2 separate regions of the Homo sapiens genome follow, and region 1 is linked to region 2. Evidence: read pairs that join two places in POLR2A ChIA-PET (ENCODE). Cell type or tissue: Panc1. All regions are shown on one strand.

Region 1 (2,500 bases), 340 kb before region 2:
GACCCACTCTGAAAGGAAACGGAGGCTCCAGAAGGTGGAGTAGCCTCTTCCAGCCACTCCGCGGCTCAAACCTGTGGCCTCCCCAGTCGGCAAAACATGGGCCTCAGGTTGCAGGCAGCCCCCAGAGCATGTGGCGCGGGGGCAGCTGTGTGGGGTGGGGGCTGGCATGCCGGGGCTGCCTGAGCGGAGCTGGGGGTAGGCGAGACCTTGGTGTCACTGGGGAAGGCAGGCTTTCGCGATCCATGTTGTCCCTCTGAGTAGGCTCTGTGTGTGCGGCATGAGAAAATGAGATAATGGCAGATAGAGCCTATAAACTAGGGCAAAGGGGCTGTTTTTGGTCTGGGTTCTGTGTGTGTGGTAAAATGTGTGACATAAAATTTGCCATTTTTAAGTGTACACTCCAGAAGCACTGTTATTTCCACAGCTTGTTCATCCCCCAACAGAAACTCTGCACCCTTTAAGTACTAACTGCCCATTCCCAGCCCGTGGAGCCTCACTGTACCTTCTGTCTCTGTGAATTTGCCTGTTCCAGATGCTGCGTAGAAGTGGAATCACTGAGTATCCTTGTCCGTCTGGCCTGTTTCCCACAGCCTCGTGTTTTTATCATCCACATTGCAGCGCTTATCCAAACTTCATTCATTTTCATGGCTGGATACTATTCCATCGTATGAATAGACCACATTTGTGTACCCATTTACTTGTCGAAGTTTTTAAAAATATAAATAATGGGTTGGGCGCAGTGGCTCACGTCTGTCATCCCAGCACTTTGAGAGGCCAAAGTGGGAGGATGGTTTGAGCCTTGGGAGTTTGAGACCAGCCTGGGCAATATAGCGAGACCTGTTCTCTACAAAAAAAGAAAACTTTAAAAATTAGCCGAGGCTGGGCACGGTGGCCCATGCCTGTAATCCCAGCACTTTGGGAGGCTGAGGCGGGCGGATCGCCTGAGGTCATGAATTCGAGACCAGCCTGGCCAACATAGTGAAACCGTGTCTCCACTAAAAATACACAAAATTAGCTGAATATGGTGGCGGGCGCCTGTAATCCCAGCAACTTGGGAGGCTGAGGCAGGAGAATCGCTTGAACCTGGGAGGTGGAGGTTGCAGTAAGCCAAGATCGCCCCATTGCACTCCAGCCTGGGCAGGAAGAGTGAAACTCCATCTCAAAAAAAAAAAAAAAAAAAATTAGCCAAGCGTCGTGGTGTGCGCTGCTGGGGAGATCGCTTCAGCCCAGGAGGCAGCAGTTGCAGTGAGCCCTAATGGCACCGCTGTACTCTAGCCTGGGCAACAGAGCAAGACCCTAAAAAAAAAAAAAAAAAGTAAACCATGTAACTGAGTCGCCAATATTTTAAAATCTGTTTACATAATGGTGCAGATTTCCAGTTTCTTCTAACAGCTTGGAACACTTGGCCATACGAGGTCCTAGCACCTGGTGCCTTACGGGTCTTACCCGCCCAACCACTTCCCTGGCCAGACCAGGGTGGCATCTGAGTGCAGTTAGGGGAGGTTCTGCCCCGGCACTAGTGCCTGTCGATCCCCAGCCAGGCAGCCGGGGGCACAGCCCCGAGGCAAAGGTCTTGGTAGCTGGAGAGTCTGGGCCCCCGTGCCGGGCATCTGACCTGGTAGAGGCTCCAGGAGCACCCTGAGCAGCGTGTCTCTGGAGCTCACAGTGGCGGAGGGCAAGTCCATCTTCTCGGGAAAACCTGATTGGGAGGTGGGTGGTGGGATGATGGGATGTCACTTCTGGGCCTATGTAGGGTGTGGCACTGCAGCCAGCCTTGGGCCTGGTGCCTGTGATGAAGGCAGTGACCACTTGCTCACTGTGTGCCAGGCACGATGCCCACTGAGGAGCAGCCCCTCATTCCAGAGGAGGAATCTAAGGCCCTCCAAGGTCAAGCAAGTGGCCTGTGAGGGTGGTGTCGGTATGTGAAGTCGCACCTGCAAGGTGGGTGAAGGATGGGCCCCCTGCAGCTCATGGGAGCGTGGGTAACCAGCCAGTATGGGTGTCATCCCTGTCCCCCGTGGAGGCTCCTGGACCTCAGGTGCAGGGGCTTCTCTGGTGACAGGGTCTGTCCTGGTGGGGCAGATGGCCCTCACGATGACCCTGGGCCAGGGGAAGGGAGCATGAGGATCCCTGGCAGGGCCGGGCAGCAAGCTGGGGTTGGAGGCGTGAGTGCCTCCTTCCTAGGGACAGTGGAGAAAAGTGCCAGCCTGAAGTGGCAGTGTGGAACCAGACCTTGAAGGCTGGCTGCCATCTGCTCAGCTGGAGGTGTCATGGCAGGCAGATTGCAGAGCTCCAGCACAGGATAGTGAGGCTGGGCTGGGGGACTGCAGAGGTCACAGGACTGAGAGTGCCAGTGGCTGTGGGCCGGACTCTTACTCAGCTACAGGAAAGCATGGGACAGGGGAGTGAGGATTAGGCCTGGCTCTCACAGGTGGGATGTGGGTGGCCTGGGCGCTGGAGAGCAGCCAGTGGGAGCTGCATGAGGAGCTGGTCTGGTTCC
Region 2 (2,500 bases):
AAAATTAAAGACATATATTCATTTATATTTTAAGAAGTGAAGGAAATGGGTTGCCTCTGAAAATACTGGGATGAGTTCCACAGAAGATGTGCAGAAAGTGGGCTAAGGTAAGAATTATGCAGAGCGGATTCTGGCACCAGGTATGTGGGTAAGCAGACAGATCAGCAATTTTTAATCTTGGGGAGGGTGTCACAAATCCCTCTGAGAAACTTATCAAAGCTACAGATACTGATCTCGGAAAAAATATTCCAATACACAGAGAATCAAGGACTAGAAGTTCATGGGTTTCTGGTAAAACCCCTGGACACTGTTCCAACTTTTTATGATTCTATGACTTCATCACCTTCTATATTCCTGATAGCCTGATAGAGGATGTTTGGCCTGCAGTTCTTTTCTGTAAGGAAAAAGCAAAGTACCTGCTTCTTAGGAAATTCCTTTAAATTTTCTTTTAATTTTTAATTGATTGCCTCATTAACTCCCATGAGAGGTTCAGTCTGAAAAGTCAATTAAATATTTAGTAATCATCTTCTGCATGTTCAGAGCCATGCAAAGAGTCCTAAGAGATGTGAACCAGCCCATTCAACGTCATTTTGCTTTTGCTACTTGGTTTCCAAGTAGCAAAAGAGACCTCAAAGGCAGCATATCAAGGAACAAGGTGATGGCAATCTAGAAGCCTTTTGTGCTGTAATCTAACACGCCATCACTGGCAAAGATACAGGTGACCTGGAATGTTATAAAGCTCAAGAGAACCAAGAATCAAGGTCTTTCCCTCCCCATCTGTTTTATTCTTGGGGGGGCGGGGGTGGGTTGGGCACTCAGAAATATCTCCCCCAAACAGCTGTCTAATGAAGGGCTGCTAGGACTCAAAAGTACCCCCAGCCACTCCAAATTCACCCCACCCAGTTTGAAAGGTGTGAACAATTAACATCTTCCAAAGAAAACAGGAAGTTTCCCTGAGAACGAAAAATTATTTCATTCACTTGCATTTCTCTGTAACCAGAAGTTAACTTTTTCTGGAGCCCTCTGCCTTGCAATCTCCTTTCCCATAAATAGCATCAACTAGCAGCAATACATCTGGCCAATCTGAACGGCCTTTTTGGTTCCTGTTCCATGCCTTTCCTACTGCAAAAGCAGCATTTTCCTTAGCAATAGACTAGATTCTTCTTTTTCTTTCTAAAAGACAGTCACTTTTTTTTTTTTTTTTTTTTTTTGAGACAGAGTCTAGCTCTGTTGCCCAGGCTAGAGTGCAGTGATATGATCTTGGCTCACTGCAACCTCCGCCTCCTGGGTTCAAGTGATTCTCCTGCCTCAGCCTCCTGAGTGGCTGGGATGACAGGTGCCTGCCACCAGACCCGGCAATTTTTTTGTATTTTTGTAGAGACAGGGTTTCGCCATGTTGGCCAGGCTGGTCTTGAGCTCCTGACCTCAAATGACCCACTCCGACCTCGGCATTTCCCAAAGTGCTGGGATTACAGGTGTAAGCCACTGTGCCTGGCGACAGTCACCATTTTGAGACCATGTCAGTAACTGCTCCCTCAGATTAAGCAAAAAAAAAAAAAAAAAAAAAAAAAAGAAAAAGGAAAAAGGAGGAAAAAAAAAAAAAAGAAAAAGGCTTTGGGCACAGTTTGCCAACAGTTAACTGAAGTCAATTATCCAGTCAGTTAAAGCTTACCAAGAATCCAGCCGCATGTGAATGAAGGCTAATGACAGCTAGAGACAACTTACCAAGCAGGCCCATGGAACTAAAGAACTCACAGAGCAAGAAACAAACAAACAAACAAACAAAAAACAAATTAGCCACAGGAAACTGAAAATGTAGCCTTTATTTCAGAGCCCACAGACACAGAGTAGCTGTTGAACAGAGACACATGAAAGACTCAAAGCTGTAATTTGGGGGTAGGGAAAAACGCACAGCAGGCTGCACTGCGGAAGTCCAGGTGAAACTAATAACCACCCTCACGAAGCAACAGGCAACCAGACTTCAACCCTGACACCACCAAGTGCAGAAACGTACTGCTCTCCTGTCTCCACCTTGGGTATTTATAAAAGAACTCTCAGCTAGCCCAAGCAGCAGGCTTAGATAGCTCACCACGGGAAGACTTCAAACCTTGGAGTAAAGTTACAGAGTGCCCTCTCTGTGCTAGCACTTTCATCTCATATTTCATTTAATCATCACAACAATCCCTTGAGAATATCATCCTTGTTTCAAAAATGAGATGATGAAAAAGTTCTGGAGACGGATAGTGCTAACAGCTGCATATGTGTAAACGTACTTAATGCCACTGAACTGCACACTTAAAAATGCTTAAAGTGGGCCAGGCATGGTGGCTCATGCCTGTAATACCAGCACTTTGGGAGGCTGAGGCAGGTGGATCACCCAAGGTCAGGAGTTCGAGACCAGCCTGGCCAACATGGCGAAACCCTATCCTTACTAAAAATACAAAAATTAGCCAGGCGTGGTGGCACATGCCTGTAGTCCCAGCTACTTGGGAAGATGAGG

Evidence for each region. Peaks named below come from ENCODE experiments on the same cell type or tissue, not always from the same donor. Only the 100,000 strongest peaks of a DNase experiment are listed, where the experiment ranks them.
Region 1: POLR2A ChIA-PET joins it to region 2 with 12 read pairs; 2 of 35 experiments call an interaction of 5 or more read pairs at or near these places.

What each region holds. Positions count from the first base shown.
Region 1 is chr20:32,458,062-32,460,561 of GRCh38, reverse strand. The region is part of intron 5 of NOL4L (nucleolar protein 4 like); the gene reads left to right. Among named protein-coding and RNA genes, the nearest start is that of ASXL1, 100 kb to the right of the region's middle. RefSeq lists enhancers at 1,229-2,144, 2,145-2,500. In Panc1, no CTCF peak of the experiment used is centred here; no DNase peak of the experiment used is centred here; H3K27ac peaks cover 425 bases.
Region 2 is chr20:32,115,935-32,118,434 of GRCh38, reverse strand. The region is part of intron 1 of TM9SF4 (transmembrane 9 superfamily member 4); the gene reads right to left. Among named protein-coding and RNA genes, the nearest start is that of TM9SF4, 7.5 kb to the right of the region's middle. In Panc1, no CTCF peak of the experiment used is centred here; no DNase peak of the experiment used is centred here.